Linked DNA regions of Homo sapiens: region 1 is linked to region 2. Evidence: chromatin loops called from intact Hi-C (ENCODE). Cell type or tissue: GM12878. All regions are shown on one strand. Links, peaks and the distances in the headings refer to the core of each region. The heading gives the core; the rest is flanking DNA. Region 1 overlaps OSTN (osteocrin). Region 2 has its middle 63 kb from the start of OSTN.

Region 1 (11,761 bases), core at 2,067-10,066, 110 kb after region 2:
ACTTCTCTGATTGGTCAGTTTGGGAGGAGTAGTTGAGCCTGTTCAGGTTATCGGCTTGCTTCCTCTTTTTATTGGAAAACAATGACTAGTTATAAAAGTCTGTCTAATACAGGGAGAAAACAACAGGAAGCCCTGTGAAATTCAGATGTAAAGACACACTTTATGTTCAGCTTGATCAGCAATAAAAATGACATTTTGTTTACTATACATTGATCACTCATATTTTATTTCTCTACTGTTTCTGAATGTAGAATTGAGAAAAAAAGCCATTATGTTTTGGTTCCTTAAAACCATATCACCATTCAGATTTAATGTGCTCCTTCATCCTATCATTCTGGAATTTGAATTTAAATTTTAACATGGTTTTGTACACTTTGATTATTTTCCTTCTCATCCTTCACAGGTTCTTGCCAAGTCCTTCAGCTTGGTCTGTTCTCACATGTCAGTCCTTCCAAGGTTGTATATAGTGATATCTATCCTAATGTAAACATTTTAGTTTTGCATTTTAATTTTAAATTGCAGTAACCAAGATTGCAGGATTCATGGATGATCATTTATTTTTTCTACATGCTCCTTAAGTTTTTCCTAAGTTTTCTAAGTTTTTTCTAGAACCCCCAAATTGGGTGTGGTCTCTTCTCTCACGGAATCTCAGAGCACTGTGAATCTCATGGTATTAGATATCTATTGCTATGCAACAATTACCTAAAATTGACGACAATAAACATTTTTGTTCTCACACACTTTTTGTGCATCGGAAATCCAGGAAAAGCTTGACTCATTTTTTTCCAGCTCAGGGTCTCTCTCAAGGTTACAGTGAAAATGTTGGCCAGGGCTTCAGTTATCTGAAAGTTATACTGAGGCTGGAGTATTCACTTCCAAAATGGCCCACTCACTTGGCTGAAGGCAGGAAGTCTCTGTTCCTCACTGGCTGTTGGCGAGAGGCCTTAGCTCTTTGCCATGTAAACCTCTCTAAAGGGTTGTTAGCATGCACTTAGGAAATGGCAGCCAGCTGCCGCCGGAATAAGTGATCCAACAAAGTGAGGCAGAAGCTGCAATAGCTTTCATTACTTCCAACAGTGTCATTTCCACAATAGTCTATTGATTAGAGAAGTCAGCCCTATTCAATGTGGAAGGAGACTACATAATGGTAGAATTATTGGGTTCCACCTTGGAGCCTGGCTAGTACACTCATGTAAGGTTTATACTATAATAATTAACTTCCCTGTTTTACTAATCTAAATTACTGAACTATTTGAAAGAACATTCTTTTTTAGCTATTTCTGTTTTCTCTCATTTTGGATAGAACTCAAAGTTGGTGGAGCTCTGTGCCTTGACTTTTTTTTTTTTTTTTTTTTTTTTTTTTTGAGACGGAGCCTTGCTCTGTCGCCCAGGCTGGAGTGCAGTGGCGCGATCTCGGCTTACTGCAAGTTCCGCCTCCCGGGTTCACGCCATTCTCCTGGCTCAGCCTACCTACCGAGTAGATGGGAATACAGGCGCTCGCCAGCACGCCCGGCTAATTTTTTTTGTATTTTTAGTAGAGACGGGGTTTCACTATGTTAGCCAGGATGGTCTCGATCTCCTGACCTCGTGATCCACCCGCCTCGGCCTCCCAAAGCGCTGGGATTACAGGCGTGAGCCAACGCGCCTGGCCAGCTCTGTGCCTTTCTTAAAGGAGGACTAGCATTTTAGTGCCCCTTTAAGTTGTAGTAGTGAAATCAGACTATTGATTTTAAGGAACATTTTCCACACTCTGATTCCAAGTTTCTTTTCTTGGAACTCGAAACTATAAACAGGATCATTAAAAGTTATTGTATCCAACAAATGGAAGGAAAAAAAGTTTTAATGACACCCGAAACACCTATTAAGAACAATCAAACAACATCTAGACATGGAAATTTTCAACGAAGTGCTATTCTGTAACATAAGCCTTACAAGTTTTAAAGGCATGGTTATCATACAAAACATGTTCTCAAACTACAATGTGATTAAATAAATAACAGAAGGATAACCAAAAAGAAGGTGCAATTCTCAACTCATTTAATGAGAATAACATTATCTAAACACCAAAACCACATATGGAGAGAACAAGAAAAGAAAATTGTAGGACAGCCTCATTAATGACTACAGATAGAAAATTCCTACCAAAAAAAATAGCAAAACAAATAGCAATGTATTTAAAAAAAAATACCATTATCATGTTGTTTATCACAAAAATACAATATAAGCTTAATTTACTTTGAAAATCAATTAATGGAGTTAACAAATTGAAGATATAAATCACATCATCTCTATAGATTCAGAAAAAGCATTCAATAAAGCTAAACCCCCACCTATGATTGAAATCACTAGTAAATTAATAATAGAAGGAAACTTTTTTTAACCAAGTAAGGGACACCATTAAAAAATGCCTACAACATATATTCTTAAATGATGCCACTTACAACCACAAAAAGGTCTTTTGGAGAACATTTTAACAATTTATTTGAAGACATTAAAAACACTCTAAATAAATGATCTTGGATAGTAAGACTCAATATCATAAAGATTTCAATTCTTCCCTAAATGAATTATACCTGGATTCAATACAATTCTAGTCAAAGCAGCAATAGGATTTCTATAGAACTTGACGAGCTGAATCTAAAATTTCTGAATCATTAGGCATGAATATAGATTTTTTTAAAAAGAAACATGATTTTTTACTCACCCCATAAATACAAATTAAATTTTTTCTTGTTTATTTTGTTTTGTGACGGGGTCTCTTTATATTGCTCAATCTGATCGGAACTCCTGGACTCAAGGGATACTCCCTCCTCAATCTTCCAAGTAGCTGGTCGTACAGATATGAGCCACTGTGCCTTGCAAAAATTAATTTCAACGTATTAAAAACTGAAATGTAAAAGGCAAAACTACAAAAATATTTTATGACATAGGAGAATATCTTCATAATATTAGGGTAGAGGTGATTTATTACATGAGATGCAAAAATATTGATGTTTTAAAACCACATCAAAGATTTTTTAAAAAATCACAATAAAGAAGATGAATCACAGATGGGAGTAGATATTTGAAATTTATAACTCTCAAAGTCTAATATTCAGAGTATTCAAAGCCCTCCTACAGATAAATGTTTAAAAGAAAAAAAAAACATTAGAAAAACAGGCAGCAGATTCAAACAGGCACTTTCAAAAGAAGAAATCCAAGTGGCCAATAAACAAATGAAAAGCTGAGCAACATCATTAGTATTCAGGGAAAGTAAATTAAAACCACAGTGGGATATGATTACCAAAGCATTAGGCTGGCAAAATTAAAAATCCCACAATACAAGGATTAGCATAAATTTGAAATAATAGGAACTATCATACACTGCTCTTGAGTTCGTAAATTTGTACAATAACTTTGGAAAATAATATGACACTATGTAATAAAATTAAGTATAAGCATAGCTGTCAATTATACTACTGGGAATATATTGTAGAGGAATCCTTACTTGAACACCAAAGGCAGGTACAGCTGAACAGTACATAACAACAACAAGTAGAGGAAATACCTCAAATTTCCATCTACAGTAGGATGGATAAACAAATGGTTGTGTATTCACACAATGAAATATTATACAGCAGTAAAATAAAGGAACTACAGCTCCACATGTCATCTTGGAGAAATCTCAAAACACATAATATTTGCTGAAAGAAGTGGAGAAAAATTCATATATAATTTTTGTCCCAGCTTGATGGAGCTATGATTGACAATATAAATTGTATAAATTTAGGGTGTACAGTATGTTCTGATATATGTACACATTGTGAAATGATACCACACTCACATATCTATCACCTGACAGCTACCGTTTTTTGTTTTTTGTTTTGGTGAGAACACTTAAGATCTGCTCTTAGCAAATTTCAAGTATACATTATTATTAACATCATTAATAACACAATAATTAATATTTACATTATTTACATGTTAATATCAACATTATTAACTATAGTCACAATGCTGTACATTGTTCATCGTACTCAATTCCTTTTAAGTACAATTCTGGAACTATCAAGAAAACAACAGATTTTTGAAGAATACATATAGATTCTAAGATTATGAAGGAAATCAAGGGAATTATTAGACCAAAATTTAGTCTATGGATTACTCTGGGACTGAGCCATGAGACAGCTGCAGTTTGGGAGAAGGAATACCAGAATTTCTAAAGTAGTGGTAATGCTCTATTTCTTATGCTGGGGGCTGGGAATAGGGCTGTTCATTTTTACTCTCTTTAAATTGAGCATAGACAAATGTATAGGTTCTGTATGTGTGAAGTGATTCTCAATAAAAAGTTTAAAAACATTTTTCCACCTGCTGTTTTTTGGAATGTAAAATACCTTTAGAAATGGAGTTATCCAAGATTATAAATGTTAAAGAAAATCCTGTTTCACATAGGAAGTTTAGATTTTCGTGTGAAAATTAGTTTCATTTAAAATAAACAATCTAATCATTGTGATTGTATTAAATTGATAAATATTCTATATCCTTAATCTACTTTACTTACAGAATATTTCAGAATGGAAAACGTGGGTTGTTTTAAATGCATATATCATATAAGCCATGTCATACCATTATTTTGTCACAAGAGGGACTAGATAGTCAAAAAGTACAGCTTTCTCTTTTGGTTTCAAGATTATATTCTCTATCTAACATTAATTTTTCATACACTACATTCATGCCAGTAATGTGTTTTAGAATGTAGCACCATTATATATATATTATAAATATAATATAAATATATTTATATTTCATATATAATATATATATTTCATATCAACAAAAATGTTAACTACTAGCTTTCTGTTTCACTTCTGATGGATATAGATTGTATAGAAAGTATTTAACCAGGCTATTATGGTTTCTGATTATGTGCTTTATGAAAATTATTTTTATTTTGTATTAGTACTAAAAATTTTAAAATGAATTGATTTTTATATATATATTTGTTTTATTTATTTTTATTTGATGTCCAGATATCTATAAGCATTTGCAACCAATCCACAATTTGATAAGATGAATCAAAGTAATTATGAATTTGTTGCTAGGGTAAAACCATGAGTTACTATTTTATCCACTTGACCAGTAGTTTTCACTTAAACTCTGCTCTGAGGAACCTATGGTGTTTCTGGAAGGTCTGTCAGGGGCCACTATATATTGTGTAGGAGGGATACTTTTTTACTGGGACAATTCTTTACTTAACTTTTCAGATATTGCTCTCTTTTATAAAGCTTTTATCTATAGAAATAACTACAAATTGAAAACCACTGGACTAGACTGGTAGGAAAAATTAGTATCAGTTGAAATGTATGAAATGTTTTTACATGTGTTACCTGATTACCACTTTTCAATGTAAAATGTGAACCCTGAGAGGTAACCTTTGTCTTATTCACTGTAGTATCCCCAATGCACATAACAACACATAACACATGGTTAAGTCTGTGTAATACATGGTAATGCATGAAACAATCAAATATCACTTAACAAATAAGTTTGTTAAGTGAATAAACAGCTCCAGAAGATAGGCATAGCAATTATTATCTGAATTTTATCAAAAAGGAAAGAGTAGCTTAGAATAAAAGACTTGCAGAGGGTCATACTATCAGTAAGTAAATCAAGTAGAACACAAATCCTCCATCTCCTGGTTTCTAATACATTTTGGATCAAATCTGGGGGAAAGGAGGTGAGGAGAGAATGGGGAAAAAGGAAAGAAAGGAAGTAAAACAGAATTTATTTTGCTTTCCACTATACCGCAGCTGCCTCTTATTTGATTGAGCAGGGAAAGATCAACTGTAGTAAAGCAAAAAAGAAAAACACATTTTCACTTATTTACCTTCATTTTTGAGAAAATAAATTTTGGTAGGAGAGACCAAAGAATGTTCTGTTTTAATCATACGTATCTCGAAAAGAGTAAAAGAGGCCGGGCACAGTGGCTTACACCTGTAATCCCAGGACTTTGGGAGGCCGAGGCGGGTGGATCGCCTGAGGTCAGGAGTTCGAGACCAGCCTGGCCAACATAGTGAAACCCTGTCTCTACTAAACATACAAAAAATTAGCTGGGCGTGGTGGTGGGCGCCTGTAATCCCAGCTACTCCGGAGGCTGAGGCAGGAGAATTGCTTGAACCCGGGAGGCAAAGGTTGCCGTGAACTGAGATTGTGCCATTGCACTCCAGCCTGGGCAATAAGAGCAAAACTCTGTCTCAAAAAAAAAAAAAAAAAAAAAAAAAGAGTAAACGTATTATTTTTTCATGACATCATCTATTTCTAAAGGGAGTTTGGGGAATCAGTGCAGGTATCATGTGACTGCTTTCCCCAGCCGCTATTTCCTTCCCTTTCTTGTGAGTCCTTCAAACATCTGAGAGGGTTGGTTTTTCACTTCCTCTCATTCACGTTGTTGGCAGAACTCAGTTCCTTACAGTGGCAGGACCAAGATCCCCATTTGCTTTCAAGAACTAGTAGGCCGGGTGTGGTGGCTCACGCCAGTAATCCCAGAACTTTGGGAGGCCAAGGTGGGTGGATTGCCTGAGGTCAGGAGTTTGAGACCAGCCTGGCCAACATGATGAAACCCTGTCTCTGCTAAAAATACAAAAATTACCCAGGCATGGTGGCACGCACCTGTAATCCCAGCTACTCAAGAGGCTGAGGCAGGAGAATTGCTTGAGCCCAGGAGGCGAAGGTTGCAGAAGCTGAGATGGTGCCACTGCACTCCAGCCTGGGTGACAGAGCTAGACCCTGTATCAAAAAAAAAAAAAGAAAGAAAGAAAGAAAGAAAAGAAGAAGAGGAAGGGAAAGGTAAAGGGGAAGGGGAAGAGGAAGAAGAGGAAGAGGAGGATGAAAAGGAAGAAGAAGAGGAAGAAGAAGAAGAAGGAGGAGGAAGAGGAGAAGGAGGAGAAGGAGGAGAAGGAGGAGAAGAACTAGAGGCCACAGCATTCCTTGATTCATTATCTAAGCCTTGATTCATGGCTCCATTCAAAGCCAGCCATGGCGGTTAAATCCTTAGATTGCTGTTCTCTGACTCACTCTTAGTCAGTGATTAGCAACTTTTATAGACTGGTGACTAGATTGGCCCAACCAGATAACCCAGGATAATCTTTTCATCTCTAGGTCCTTAACCTTAATCCTGTCTGCAAAATGCATTTGCTATATAAAGTGACATATTTATAATTGCTGGAGATTATGAAGTGGACATCTCTGAGAAGTCATTATTCTGACTACCACGAGGAAAATAACTGCGTAATTAAGAATCTATATATTTACTTTATGTGGACAAAGATAATTTAAAATGTAAAGGAGACAGTTTTTCTTTTCTTTCAATAGTCATTATTTATAATTACACCAAAGACATAGAGCATGACTGATAGGCATGGTTTCTTATGACTCTAAACCATAAAATTTATATTAATTTTACAAATAACATGTTTCCTATTTGGTTATCAAGTTGAAAAATATGTAGTTAATTTTTCATCAAGAAATGTAGAAGTGCAAACAATAGAACACCACTTAAGAGGATATGTTTTTCAGGAATCTGAAGAAGGGAGGCAAGGGTGTAGCTAGAGTAAGGATAAGGATTAAATACTTTTTTCCTAGTTTTTTTCTCACCGAATTGATCAAATTTTTATCTAGGAGAAAAAAAAGATCACACATATAGTCGATACAGATAATAAGAGCCAACCTAGAAAGGAAGATGGACGTAAATCAGCAGAAAAGAAGGTTGAATAAGTTGAAATATGTAATATGGCCCTATTTCTGTAATATTGTTTGAGTATAAACACCGTATCAGGTTCCATGTCTATTTTTATTAGCCTTTTATACAACAGCACCAAGCACAGCATCTGGCACATAGAAGGTATTAAGTAAATATTAGTTGTCCTTAAATACATTATTTTAATTAGAACTTATCAATGTTTATAGATTTTTTCAATGTACAAGGTACAACAATAAAAATCTCTCATATTCTCCATACTTTCCCAGACTTTTTCTTCCCCCTGATCAGAGTCTCGCGTTGTCGCCCAGGTTTGAGGGCAGTGGTGCGATCTCGGCTCACTGCAAACTCAGCCTCCCAGGTTCAAGCGATTCTCATGCCTCAGACTCCCGAGTAGCTGGGATTACAGGAACACGCCACCATGCCCTGCTAATTTTTGTATTTTTAGTAGAGATGGGGTTTCACCATGTTGGCCAGGCTGATCTCAAACTCCAGACCTCAAGTGACCTGCCCACCTCAGCCTCCCAAAGCGCTGGGATTACAGGCATGAGCCACTGCGCCGGGCCTCCGAGACCTTTAATAAGTTATTTACTTCATAGTAATATCAGGAGCACCGATATGACTGTGTAGTCAAGGAAAAAAAATGACATAATTATTTTCCTCTACTATTTACGTTAAATCATCATCAATCTGAGAATAGTCAGTTATAGGTTTTTGAGGGAAAAGGCTATTTATGACTCATTTCTTCCACCCAAAACAGCCACAAAAAGAACCTTTCTACATATCAGGTACACAGTAAATTATAATAGAAAAAACAATTAGATCATAATAAGAAAAGCCTCGAGGGCATTGAGGTTTTCATTCATGTTTAGCGTTTAAATTAGTATAAAGTAATTATTGGTAAATAAGTATAGTTTAATAATATAATACTAGTAATTAGAAAAGAACTAAAGAAGCTATTGAAAATGTTCTGAAGCAAATATTTTCTTGACTGTTTAAACTGCTGAAAATTAAGTTGTCTTGTTAGATACTAAGTCCTACATCACTGAGCTTTTCAAGCAATGAAGTATATCATTATTGGTCAAAAAATTGAAGCAGGCCAGGCATGGTGGCTCATACCTTTAATCCCAGCAGTTCAGGACGCCAAGATGAAGGATCGCTTGTGCTCAGGAGTTTGAAATGAGCCTGGGCAAGATGGCGAGACTCCCATTTCTGCAAAGAATTCAAAAAAATTAATCAGACATGGTGGTACACACTTATAGTCCCAGCTACTTGGGAGGCTGAAGTGGGAAGATCACTTGAGCCCTGGAGGTTGAGGCTGCAGTAAGCCATGATCACACCATCGTACTCCAGCAGAAATCCTTACATTTGGTGGGAGAATAACCTTTTAAGTTTATCTCTCATTGCAAAAGTGTTTGTCTGCTGGCAATGTTCTGTTTCTTGGTCTGGGAATTTATTACACTTAAAATCTGTATATGTCTAATATTTTTATAATATGCCCTCCTTTCTGACCTCTTTTCTGCATGTATATTTTGTCAACAATAAGCCTCACAATTTTATAAGCCAGTTACCTTTTCTGTGAGATAAATCACTGATTTACATAGGCTTCTTAGACTCTCCCTGCTGTCTCTTTCTTCATAAAGATTCACACTTCTCTTAACTCCAAGGCCAGTGAAAGTTATACGATCAAAGCTCTGGATCCTCTCTTGTTAGGATTTTGGCTTGATAGAACTAAGTGATGATAATATTAGCAAATCAAATTGAAAAGTTTCTAAAATGCATCTTATTTTTAAAGGGGTAATTGATAGAAAATATAAGCTGGAAGTTATATTAGACCTTTGGTAGTACTGTGTGGACTTTTTATACTTCATTTTAATAATGAAGATGTTTAATTTATTTCAAACAGTATTTAACAAAGAGAATATAAGCAAATGTCGACCATCACATACAAAGCTTCTCTGGGTGGAGTCTAAGGGAAGACATGAGAGGTATATTTACCTCTACATTCAGTCTTAGCATCATACTCTTTCCTCTCCCACCATCATCCTTCTTTAGATGAGCCATTCTGAAGCAAAGTTTGTGAAAAACTACTTATCCAGTTTAATATTCACAAAATAACAGAAAAATAAAATTTGAAGGGGGACGGGATTTTCTCAAACTAAAGCACTTAGTTGGCAGATTCGTATGCTGATAAGACCTGGCTTTTGGTTTGGTCTATTTGAATTTGAATAAGTTAACTTCTCTAAGCCTCAGTTTCCTCATATGTAAAATGGAGCTAATAATATCTACTCCCACAGATGTTGAAAATATGAGATAGTGTCTGGCACATAGTGAGTACTGGTGAGTGGGAACTATCATGTTTATTCCAACTCCCAAAGAAAGCCCCCAGAGCTACATAAAATAAAGAACAAAAATAATGATCAATAACTTGCCCTTTAGTTTAAAAATGTCCTCCTTGGTTTGTTTCAGGAAAGTAGTAGATCATCCAAAAAGGCGATTTGGTATCCCCATGGATCGGATTGGTAGAAACCGGCTTTCAAATTCCAGAGGCTAATTGATTCCAATTGTGAGTACAATTTGAATAAGTAACAGTATATGCAGGTATTTGATTAATATTTCACAATGGACTAATCAATCCATTCTTGCTTATAAATCCCCCTTTTGATTTCCTAGCTTATCAGTTCACTTTTTCAATCATTTATGTATGCAATGAGTATAGTATATTAATGTTAAATAACTTAAATGATATTTAAAAAGCAAAAGAATGTCCTAGTTCTGCTTCACTCTCCAAAATTAATGATTTAGTTGTTTTCAGACTTCTATGTAATTAACCATTGAATATTAATATGCACACAAGGGTTAAAGTTCTAGTCAATATATTAAATCACCTCCATAAATATATAAAAATCCTTGCGTTATGAAGAAGACACATTCAAGTGATACACATCATTTTGTTGTCAATAAGTACGTTATTAGAATTATGATAATGTGGAGCATAGGGGAGAAAATGCACAGCAGAAAGAGCATTAGCCATGGAATCAAAACACTTTATCCAAATCCTGATTCTTTCATTCATTCATTATCTTGTTTCTGTTAAGATAGTTTATTTTTCTACAGCTTGTACATTTAAATAATAATGTAGTGGTATTCTGAAGATTACATTAGATGTTTGTAGTGGGCCTACAATATATTGGATACACAATACATGCAAGTGATAGTTTACATTACAGTTCTGAAAATTTACTCTGTTCCAGGCCTTATACTTGGCACTTTATGTGCATTGCTTCACTTAATCATTTTATTTCATAAAGCAATACTATCACTATCTCCAATATCTTGAGAATTATTGATGTATAAGGGTTAAAGGTGCCAGCTAAAGAGATCAGGCCTTATGGGTTCAAATCCCAGGTCATCTATCAATATTTGCTAGCTATGGGAACTTATTTAAATTCTCAAACACTCCTTCATTAAATTAGAATAATAATTTCTACCATATAGCATTGTCCTGAGGATTAAATAGATACATATTAAGCACTTATAATAGTACCTGAGATGTTAATTTATTAATAAGTATTAGTTAATATTATCATTATACAAATAAATGGAAAGCTTAGAAATATTAACTTACAGTGCCACATAGAGTATAAGTGGTACACATAGAATTAAAATCCAGAAAGGTTACATCCTGAGTGGGTATGTTAAACACAGCATTTAATCATACATATCCTTTAAACACTAAATAAATGTTTTTTGAAGGTGAAATCTTAGCAATATGTTTTCTTCCAATAGGACTTATAGAAGGTGCATGCCCGCTCCCTAACAAATAAGACAAACTGGAACTGCTTTAACAATCTGAGGCTAGAGCAGAGGGAATTTTGCCTTCTGCTTCTCTCGAGATAATCCTTAGACCAATAATTTAGAGGCCCCAAAAGTATCATATTAGCCCTGATCTTGTCTTAATTTAAATCATCCCATTTTTTCCCTCCTCCTCATGCTCTAAAACCACAATAAATAGTCAGTATTTTT
Region 2 (11,761 bases), core at 2,160-10,159:
GAGTAAGAGCAAGAGTAAGAGCAAGAGAAAGAGAGAGAAAGAAAGAGAAAGGGGCTTATATTAGCTGAAGAGTGACTGTATGTTTTTCAAATCATGGTTTTCTATTTTTTTCCATTAGTACTTTGTCTTCTAGTAAATTTTTTTATTAGATTTAAAACTGGTTTGTGCAAAATGAAAGTTTTTCTTACTGAAATTTTATTGAATAGTAAGGCTTTTATCTATTTTATTAGCTCTTAACCAACGAGTTTTCCCCCTGCCCCGAGGTCCTAGTAATTTTGTATAGCAGCAGTCTGTTTTGCCATTTTCAAAAACACCTATTAATCATTTACAGTGTGAAATTCCTTGGAAAATAATCTAAAAATAACTCTAAGATCTACATGGTATAGAAGTTTAAATTTTTGTTTTGTTAGTAATATCAGATCAGATGATGTTCTACCGTCATACTTAGCTCAGAATTCACTATAAGAATGTAACTGACTTTGGTTAATAGCTAAATCAGTAGGAACAATCAAGGACTAGAGTAAAAGAGGTATTTGACCTCAAAATCTGGAGGCTATTTGTGACTTATGATAGTTCAGTAATAAGTTATTAAGGGTGTTAGTGAGCTCAGTGAAAACCCAAAGACATAGGTCCAGGAGAAGCACTAAACGAACAAGGCTCAGCTAGCCAGCTATTGAGGAGCTGGGTGGAAGACAATCCAAAGGAACGCCGGTTATCTAAAAACATGGGACAGACAAAGCATCATTTGGGAACTTCCTGGAGCTGTCATCAAAACTGGTGATAAAAGCTGCAGTGCTCCTACTTGGAAACTTCTTTTGCTGAAGAACACAGCTCATAAACCAATGAAAGCCAATGAGAATATTGCAAGTAAAGCTATTGCCAACACATGCCACTTCCATAACTACTGGGGCAGAAAAATCAAAGCTGTAATGAGATACCACTTCATATTCACTAGAATGGCAGTCAAAAATAAATATATATATATATATATATATGTACATGTATGTATGTGTGTGTGTGTGTGTGTGTATATATATATATATATATATAACAAGTGTTAGGGAGGATGTGGGAGAAATTAGGACCCTTTACATTGCTGATGGGAATATAAAATAGTATAACTGCTGTGGAAAATGTATGGTGCTTCCTTAAGAAATTAAACATTAAATTTCCGTATATTTTTGCAATTCCATTTCTGGGTATATACCAAAAAAAAATTAAAAGCAGAGATTTGACAAATGTTTTTGAACTCATGTTCACAGCAGCATTATTCACAATGGCCAAAAGGTGGAAGGGACCCAACTGTCCGTTAGTGGATGAATGGATAAACAAAAAATAGTATATACAGACAATAGAATAGTATTTGGCCTTAAGAAGAGAGGAATTTCTGACATATGCCACAACATGGCTAAACCTTGAGTATATTATGTTAAGTGAAATAAGTCAGTCACAAGAGGACAAATGCTGTGTGATTCCACTTATATGCAGCACCTAGAGTAGTTAAAGTAGGATGGTGGTTACCAGGAGCTGAGAGGAGGGGAAATAGGGAGTTAGCATTTAAATGGATACAAAGTTCAGTTAGAGAAGAAGAAAAAGTTCCGGAGATGAGCATTGCTGATGGTTGGTTACACAACAGTGTGAATATACTTAATGCTACTGAACTGTACACTTAAAAATGATTAAATGTTTGTTTTTCTTTGTTTTTTTTGTTTTTTGTTTTTTTAGTTGGAGTCTCGCTCTGTGGCTGAGGCTGGAGTATAGTGGCACGATCTCGGCTCACTGCAACCTCTGCCTCCCAGATTCAAGTGATTCTCCTGCCTCAGCCTCCTGAGTAGCTGGGACTGTGCCACCACGTCTGGCTAATTTTTGTATTTTTAGTAGAGACGGGGTTTCACCGTGTTGGCCAGGATGATCTCGATCTCCTGACCTCATGATCCACCTGCCTTGGCCTCCCAAAGTGCTGGGATTACAGGCATGAGCCACCACGCCCATCCTTAAATGGTAAATTTTATATTATATATATTTTACTATAAATAAAAATATTTAATAAATTTAAAGTCAGGATTAGAGGACTAAGGACAATCTACATGCCCTGCATGCCCTCACAATGATTGATATATACATTGATGGGGCAAAAAAAAGCAATTTAATGTAGTAAGCCTAACAAGAAAGCTATCACTTATCCCCTAGTCCCTGTTACATTCTTATTAGTAAGATTTCTATTGCACTTTATGCCCAACAAGAGATTAGAATATACTAGTGATTCAATAAGGGTTTAATGTGCCAGGATCTCTGTCCTGTGCTGTGGGGGATTCAAAATAACTAAAATCAACCATATTTAATGTGTACAAAACCTTCATGAGAGAACATTTAAATATTACCATCCTGTATGAGAAAGTTGACAATTCAAGGTGAGCTAAATCTTCTTGCCTGCCACCTGCCATCTTCTTGCCTGTTTTCTTTCAACTTTTCCCCCAAGTCATGTGAAAATCCTTTATTCTGAGGGTGGACATCACATTTGACATGCTAAGCTAAATTATTCTAAATCAATTGCTATTAGTACGTCTCTAATGGAAGTTCCCTTAAGAAAATCAAATGAAATTTAAAATTGATTTTGTGACCAGAGCTCTGAAGCATATGATATAATTAAACAAAACATTCCTGTGTTTATATCTGGAATCTGAAAGACCAAACTGACACACTGTCAAGTGCTTTAGTTTATAAATCTAAATAGTCAATGACATGTCTGAGAAATATACGTATAATGTACATATATACGTACATAAATACATAGAGAAGATTGAATATATATGTTCCATTCATTCTCTGATCTATTTTCCCCTAAGGTGTCAAGAAGCAGTACAATTTTAGTTTATGTATTTTCCTATAGAGAAAACTTACCTAGAAAAAGTCTCTAATAAAAAGGTTGATTCCTCCTCAGTTATCTCTAGCCAACCTGTCAAGCATGTACTTTCTAATTATTCTTTCTAAAGCACACCTTTGACCATGCTACTGGCCACACAGAAACTGTCAAGAGTTCCTACTGACTTCCAAAAAAAGTTCAAACACCTCACTCAAATAGTCCAGGACCCATCTCAATCTACAATTTCTTTCTCTGAATTGTTTTTAAATTTACTGTCATCTCTATATAAAACAAAAAACTTGCCACTTCTAAACAAACCCTAAAATTTCCAATCTTTAGGCCTATTTTTATACCATTTTTCCTTACTATAATGCAACTCCATACAAATTTCATTCTTCAACATATAAATGTACTATAACCATCTTACTTAGCATTGTACTAGATATAGGAAAAAGATGTACACACTTTGGTGGACTTCCTAGTATTTATTTATAGATTAATACTAAATACCTCAAGGTATTTTTTAAGAGCTTACAAATAGAGAGGTAGGCCATCATTTCAGCTTCCTAGGAATCTAGAAATATCTGCATGATTCTATTTAAGTTTTCTTTTTTTTTCTGAAAATAAGTTTACTGAAAAAAAAAATCATTGTCATTTTATTTCTTCTTAGTTTTCTTTTTCTTTTTTGAGACAATCTCAAAAAAGAGATTGTGCCCTAGGCTGGAGTGCAGTGGTTTGACCACAGCTCACTGTAGCCTTGACCTCCCGGGCTCAACCAACCTTCCCACCTCAGCCTCCCAAGTAGCTGAGATCGCAGGTGCATGAAACAACGCCAAGCTGATTCTTCTTATTTTTAGTAGAGACGAGGTTTTGCTATGGTGCTTTGGCTGGTCTTGAACTCCTGAGCTCAAGTGATCCTCCCACCTCGGCCTCCCAAACTGCTGGGATTACAGACATGAGCCACTGTGCCCAGCCTCTTCTAGGAATTTTTACTCTGAAAGTGTAAGAAAAAACAGTATACACAAATGTTGCTATTAAATATCCCATGAACATTTATTGTATAACTTCCATGTACTTCAAAGTATAGGAGGCATTTGAAAGTGATGGAAAAATACAGAGGTTAGTTATAGAGGTTAGTAAGAATTTTCATTCTTTAAGAGTAATGAAGCATAACTATAATACAAGGTAGAAAGTGACATTGTAAAAAAAAAAAAGATTTGGCTTTGGAATTAAAAGGAAGAGATTTCTCCTGCTTGGGAAGATCCCAGAAAGCTTCACGTTAAAACAAGATTTTTCCATTTGTCTTCAGCAAGTGTCAACCACAATGAGAATGCCTTAAGACAACTAAGGACAAAATTCTTCAACATGGATCTGTTTCCATGGTGTCAATTCTATATGTTTATATAGATTTTTTCCTTGATCTTATGAAGATTTCAATAACTCTACACACACAACAGCACTGAAAACCACATTTACCACAAAATATCAAAGTTCTTAAATATTAATGATTTGGAATTACCATGTATATTCCCAGCATGGACTAGCTCTTTGTTTTTAGAGATTTGGGAAATTATTTTCAGACTATTTTCTCCTTAGAAACAATTGATGCTGTATGACTTAATCAACAGTAAATAGTTTCATGAGTAGTAAGAGAAGTGCTTATTTTCGGAACTCTGTTCTGTCTTTCACAAACTTAAAGTGCTATGGAAACTTTATGAATTAATGCCTGTTCATTTCAGGACTGCTCTTGCCCTTAGTGTATCTCTGGAAAGACATACTCCAGAAAGTGTGCTTTCCTTTTTAAATGTATATGTGGATTCCTTTGAGAAGGGGAGAAGCAATGAACAAATCCTTTTCAATTAATTAACTCCGGAATTTTGCTATTAATGAAGGATACATGAAACAAAATAGTAATTATTTGAAAAGCCAAACAAAACGATGGATTTTTAATATAGTTTAACAAATGTTTATTTAGTTTCTACAAGGTGCTACAGTTTTAGGCAAGGTAGATAAAGAAATGAAAGTGGCAAACAAGGTCCGCATTCTCTGCATATCTCATGTTCTGGATGTATGTGATATGGATTATAGGGAGAGAGGAGGCAAAAGGTAGGAGAAAAGAGGAAATAAAATACATGTAATTAACAAGGAAACACATTTTAAAACAATTTCAAATAGTGATAAGTGCTATGAAGACAATAACTTAGGGTGAGCTGATAAAGATGAAATTGGTAGAGATCTTATACTAGGTGGGTGCTATAGCCCAAAAGTTTGCGCCCCCACCCCCAGTAAATTTGTATGTTGAAATCCCAACCCCCAACACAATGGTATTAGGAGGTGAGGGCTTTTGGGAAGTGATTTGGCCTCTGCCCTCCTGAGTGGGATTAGTGCGCATATAAAATAGGCCCAAGAGAGCTTGTTCACCCTTCTACCACGTGAAGACACGGCTAGAAAGCTATGAACCAGGAAAAAGGTGGGCACCTTGAGCTGAGACTTCTCAGCCTCCAGAACTATGAGAAATAAGTTTCTATTGATTATAACCTACCTAGTCTATGGTACTTCATTATAGCAGACTGAGCTGACCAAGAATGAGCACAGAAGAGAGATAAAATAAGGAAGTGATATTTGGCCTGATTCCTAAATTATCAACTTACAAACAGCAAGACATATAAAAATTCAAGCAGTAAAGTAGCAAAGACAAAGACCTCAAGGTGGAAACCAGCTTGGAGGATTCTAGAAAAAGCAAGAAGATCTGTATAACAGAGGCATGGTGACCAAAATGGGGGTGTTGCAAGATAAAATTGTAAGAATTGGTAAGATCACGTAAGGAAGATAATTTAAGTTTGCACAGTGTACATAAACAGTTTGGATTCTAGAAAGACTGATTTGAAGCCATGATAAGGATTTTTTTTTTTTTTTTTTTTTTTTTGAGACGGAGTCTGGCTCTGTCGCCCAGGCTGGAGTGCAGTGGCGTGATCTCGCCTGACTGCAACCTCCGCCTCCCGGGTTCACTCATTCTCCTGCCTTAGCCTCCCCAGCAGCTGGGACTACAGGCGCCGCCACCATGCCAGGCTAATTTTTTGTATTTTTAGTAGAGATGGGGTTTCACCGCATTAGCCAGGATGGTCTCGATCCCCTGACCTCGTGATCCCCCGCCTCGGCCTCCCAAAGTGCTGAGATTGCAGGCGTGAGCCACCTCGCCCGGCCTATGATAAGGATTTCTGTATACCCTCACCATACGTTAGTGAAACAAAACTTTATTTTTATATTGATTCAAGAAGCAATGATTAAGGAACTCCTACATGCCAGAGTCTGAAGTTGAGGGAGAAGGTAGAGAGGAACAGACTTGGTGTTTGTCCTCTAAGAATTTATAGAGTGAGAGAAAAGGAAGTGCTAAATTCCCTAAGTACATACATTTATTCAGTATTATGGATATTCTAAGAAGGGATATAACTTCCATTGTGTAAAATCTTTGTATATGATATATCATGTAATTTTAGCTTTGAAATATAGGTATTATTTGAGCATGTTGAAATGGAAAGTGTAGGGTACTAAAAATAAAGACAGAAGGAAAAATGTAAGGCCTTTTATGGAATACAGGGAGTTTCATTTATCCATGTGTTGATAATACAGTCCGTATATGTGAGGTAGTGACAGAAAATGTATTCATTCCCTCAGTGAATATTTATTGAGCAAGTACTATGGGAAGAACCATCCTAGCTGCTCGTGAACTGTATTGAATGAAATTAAAATCTGTCTTCTTAATGGAGCAGTCCAGCAGGGGGAGACAGATAATAAACAAATGAGTATAGAATACAAGGGCGTGATATTGTAGGTGGTTAAACTTTTACGAAGGGTGGTCAATAAAGGTCTCTCTAATAAGTGGCATTAGAGAAGAGACCTGAAGGACATAACAGAGGGACTCGTGTGAACATCCGGGGAAAGGTCATCAAAGCAGAGGAAACAGTAGGTGGGCATGCCCTAAAGTGGGAAAACACCGGAAATGTTCAACAAAAAGTGTTGGCCGGGCGCGGTGGCTCACGCCTGTAATCCCAGCACTTTGGAGGCCGAGGCGGGTGGATCACCTGAGGTCGGGAGTTCGAGACCAGCCTGACCAACATGGAGAAACCCCGTCTCTACTAAAAATACAAAATCAGCCGGGCGTGGTGACACACGCCTGTAATTCCAGCTACTCGGGAGGCTGAGGCAGAACAATCGCTTGAACCTGGGAGGCGGAGGTTGCGATGAGCCGAGATCGCGCCATTGCACTCCAGCCTGGGCAACAAGAGAGAAACTCCGTCTCAAAAAAAAAAAAAAAAAAAAAAAAGCGTAAAGAGAATGTTACGGCCGGGCACAGTGGCTCACACCCGTAATCCCAGCACTTTGGGAGGCCGGAGCGGGCGGATCACCAGGTGAGGAATTCGAGACTATCCTGGCTAACATGGTGAAACCCCATACAAAAAATTAGCCGGGCGTGGTGGTGCACGTCTGTAGTCCCAGCTACTCGGGAGGCAGAGGTTGCAGTGAGCCGAGATCGCGCCACAGCACTCCAGCCTGGCAACAGAGCGAGACTCCATCTCAAAAACAAAAAAAAAGTGTAAAGAGACTTTTATAACTTAAATATTAGAAGGGAGCAGACAAGTAACAGGAGATGAGGTCAGAGAGGTGGAGTGGGAGGAGGAGATATAGACACTCAGTACCGTGTAGGTAAAAAGCAAAATGGGAAGCCATTGGACGATAATGAACAAAACAGTAGAAATAGCTGACTTTTATTTTCAAGGGACACTATGACTATGGTGTCGAGAAGAGTCAAAGAAATCGGGGCCAGGACAAAAGCAGAAAGACCAAATAGTGGGCTACTGAAGTTTTCCAGGTATGAGGTAATGGTGACTTGGAGCTGGGAGTTTATGGAGGAAGTGATGAGAATGGTTAAAATCCTGGATGTACTTTAAACTGATTGGATTTCATAATGAATCAAATAATGCACAAGAGAGGAATAAGATTGACACCAAGTTTTGTAGCCAAAGTAACTCGAAGAATAGACTTGCTATTCTTTTGGATGAGGGAGAACAAGTATTTGTTAGGCAAACTAGATGTCAGTTTTAGACATTGTCTTAGTCAGTTTGGACACCTAAAATAAGTTAACCACAGATGGCTTGAACAACAAACATTTGCATTTCACAGTTCTACAAGCTGGGAAGTCCAAGATCAAGGAACTATTGGCTTTAGTTTCTGGTTAGGCCACTCTTCCTGGTTTGTAGATGGCAATATTTTTATTGTATTCTCATGTGGCTGAAAGCAGAGAAAAAGGTAACTTTGTCTGATCTTTTAATAAGGGCATTAATCCTATCATGACAGCCTTATTCTCATGACCTAATCCAACCCTACTTACCTACAAAAGGCCCAATCTCCAAACACCAGGAAATTGGGGATTAGAATTTCAACATATAAATTTTGAAGGGACATCAACATTCAGTTCATAAAAGACATAGTAAGTTTGTGATGCCTATTTATAACTAAGTGGAGATTTTGAATAGGCAGCTGGATTATATGAGTGATATGTGAGGCTAGAGCTCAAGAAAAATGGCCGGGCTAAAAATAAAAATTGGAAAATCATCAGGAGATACATGCTATTTAATGCCTTGTCATTGGATGATATGAACAATGGGGAAAGTCTATGTAGAGAACAGAAGGCGGCCTAAAATTGAGCCCTGTGTCACTGCAAAATTTAGAGTTCAGAAAGAAAGACAGAATGAGCAAAGGAGAAAAGAAATGCCAGTAAAGAGTGAAGTAATAGGAGAGTCAAAAGAATTAGAATCCCAAACACTAAGTGAAGCAAAGAGAAAGTGGTCATCTATAACAAATACTCTTAAGTAATTTGAGAACTGAAAAGTGATCATTAAATTTAGCAGTGGAGAAGTAACTAGTGACCTTAACAAGAGGAGTCTGAATAGACTGGTAAAAGTTAAAAGTTCAGGAAAGTAGGGCCAAGAAAGAAAAATTGGAGAAGAATTAGTGAAGATTAACTCCTTCGGGGTCATAACAAGTGGCAAAGAAATGGGAGAGTAGCTGGAAAAGAAGAAATGGACAATAAAAGATTTGTCTGAGACAGGAGATAGGTTAATATAATTGTAGGCTGTTGGCAATGGCCCAGTTGAGAGAAATGAGACAAGGAGAATTGCAGAAGTGATGTATTGAGTGCAAAGCTTATGTATAAAAGTTGGTATCTAATGCATTAATGGTTTATTCATACTTATAAGATGGAAAGCAGAATGTATTTGTATTAACATTCACAGGTAAGTAGATATGGTAATGGAAACTTGCAGAAATTCTTTTCCATTTCCTTTTTTCTTCTCAGTGAAAGAGAAAGCAATTTTATTAGCTGAGAGTTAGCCTGGGAAGGAAGTGATTGTGGTAGTTTGAGGAGAGAGAAGTTTTAAGAGTCCTCTAAAGGAGAAAGATAAAGAACGAAGTACTTTTCCCTAAATGGATCCTGGTTCAGAACAAAATGTCTACTTGAGATTAGTAGGCATGCATTTTAAGGGGTATCATTAAGTAATGTGTGTATGTTTTCCTCCAGCATGACTTTAGGTCAACATAGGAGGAGCCCTGAGTTTAATCAACTTCAGTTTTGTAAGATTAGTAGGATGAGAAGGCCAGTATGATGCATGGATGGACTCTAAGCTTGAGAGGGACAAGATGGGACATAAATTTAGTGAGCCAGAGGTGGTGAAGATGTTAAAGTGATTGATATTAATAAAGTCTAGCTATGAATACACACATATCCAAAACTAAAGTGGCTATTCCTCTTGTTTCCAACTCAGGAATAAAAGGTAAAATCTAGTTTTTCAAAAGAGAAAGTGGTGAAACCACTAGTATGTTAACATCTCTGAAGTAAACAATCATATTGAATGCTAGTACATATAAACAGATTTTTAATGGCAGCATGGAACATTGCTGGCTGGTCTGATTAGCATAATTTTGTTCGTGTTCAGTTCTTACTGAATATATTTCATTTGAATTCAGAGGAATAAGTCAAAACTTTAAAACAAAGCCAGCATGCTATTTCCCTGTTTATATGTTTATACAATTTTTGTGACAAAGTGTTGTGACAAAACCACAGCTTTCAGTGGGTGCATGGAGGTTTAAGTGGTTTCATCTCAAACTGGAACCAGATGTGAGAAGTGGTGAAGTTACCAAATGTCATATTACAAAACCAAAACAAAACCGCTGTTCAATGTCTTCGTCTTTGCAAAGCACCAAAATGATGTGTTTCAAGGATCAGCAAAGATCTGAATGAAATTTGTCTTCAGTGGGAATTAGGATTTAATCCAAGACCAGTAAAGGATTAAATTGTCAAGGGATTTGGGTGAAATATGTGTAGATTTCAGAGGAAACTGTGTCAACTGTTGACCAAACTCATGGAACCTGATGATTAATCATGTTGAAGTCTTTTCACTGTTCTACAAACACCGTGCTTATATCCACTTTGACATTCTGCTTCTTTTATATCCCCTAGTGAAACTACTTTTTCCTTTCATCGGTTTCATTACTCCTCATCATTAATGATGCAACTCAAATTCAGTTCTCGTATAACACTTTGCATGCATACTACGCTCCTTTCTGTAGATGATCTAATGATCAACTAATCCCCATTTTTTTATAAAAAGGCAAAATATGTCACTCTTTTCTGTAGATTATCTAATGATCATCTAATCTCCTCATTTTATAAATGGGCAAAATATGTGTCAGAGATTCAAAGACTTGGAAAAGTCACATAGCTTACTTGAGGTTTATGATTTCTTTAAATTCCTAAAACTTTATCTGTAACACAATCTTTATCTTAACTACCTGTTTATAAACATCCAATGTGTGAACAATGTAATCCTGTGTTGAATATTAGGGGCACTACCCATTAAAAATCCTAAAATGTGAGCAATATTTCTTGAGTGCCACAATCTGTTCTCTACATTGGTACTTTTATCATAGGCCCGGAAATATGGGAAGAAATAGCACTACTTCCCATGTTTTTTAAACTGGAATTAGATCTGAAATGAGCACTTTGGTTTGACAGGTTCTCTAATATTGCCCTATAAACTATTTGTATTATTGTGGTGTTTTAGTTCATTTTGACTGCTTTAACAAAAATGCCAAAAATTGTGTGGCTTATCAACAATTAAGACATATTTCTCACAGTTCTGGAGGCTGAAATGTCCAATATCCAGAAACCAGCATATTGGTGTCTGGTGAGGGCCCATTCCTCATAAAGGATGTCCTCTTGCTGCATCTTTACATGGTGAAAGGGACTAGCTAGCTCCCTGGAGTCTCTTTTTTAAGGGCACAAATCCCATTCATGACGATTCTGCCCTCATGATCTATTCACCCGCCAAAGCCCTATCTTCTAGTATTATCTCATTGGGGACTGGGTTTTATCACATGAATTTGAAGAAGATACAAACATTTAGACTATGACATGTGGTATTAAAAACCCCGAATTTTCTATTGTCTCTTATCACCTATTCAACCAGGAAAGAATAATAAGATAAATTTTACTATCCCCTGGACATAAGATTTCAAAATAATGTCTAGTCACTTGGAATCTAGTAGTGACATAGAAAACAAAATAATCTGGGAATCTAAAATGTCTTAATAATGAATATATATACACACATACATATATATTCATATATATTCATTATTAAGAAACTAAGAAAATAAATATACATGCATTACATATATATTCTTATAGACACATATACATATATATCATGTATCACATAAACCTATAATAACTAAAACTCAAAAAAGCAAAATAATTTGCGTACAATCACCCTGCGTATAACTAAAGTCAGAAACCCAGCTGTAAGACCAATGTTAGCGTCATTGCCATTTGTTTTAGTT

Evidence for each region. Hi-C counts contacts between places; a loop is a spot of excess contacts. Peaks named below come from ENCODE experiments on the same cell type or tissue, not always from the same donor. Only the 100,000 strongest peaks of a DNase experiment are listed, where the experiment ranks them.
Region 1: it touches region 2 in a loop (6-fold over the local background); 7 of 110 quality-filtered maps call a loop at or near these places.

What each region holds. Positions count from the first base shown.
Region 1 is chr3:191,239,833-191,251,593 of GRCh38, forward strand. It overlaps OSTN (osteocrin), which reads left to right. Exons shown (of 5, transcript NM_198184.2): 4 at 10,205-10,301. The coding sequence ends at 10,289. Among named protein-coding and RNA genes, the nearest start is that of OSTN-AS1, 11 kb to the left of the region's middle. In GM12878, for the core only: no CTCF peak of the experiment used is centred there; DNase peaks (open chromatin) are centred at 6,419 and 8,419.
Region 2 is chr3:191,129,904-191,141,664 of GRCh38, forward strand. No RefSeq gene overlaps it. Among named protein-coding and RNA genes, the nearest start is that of OSTN, 63 kb to the right of the region's middle. In GM12878, for the core only: a CTCF peak has its summit at 6,636 (motif pointing right); a DNase peak (open chromatin) is centred at 10,038.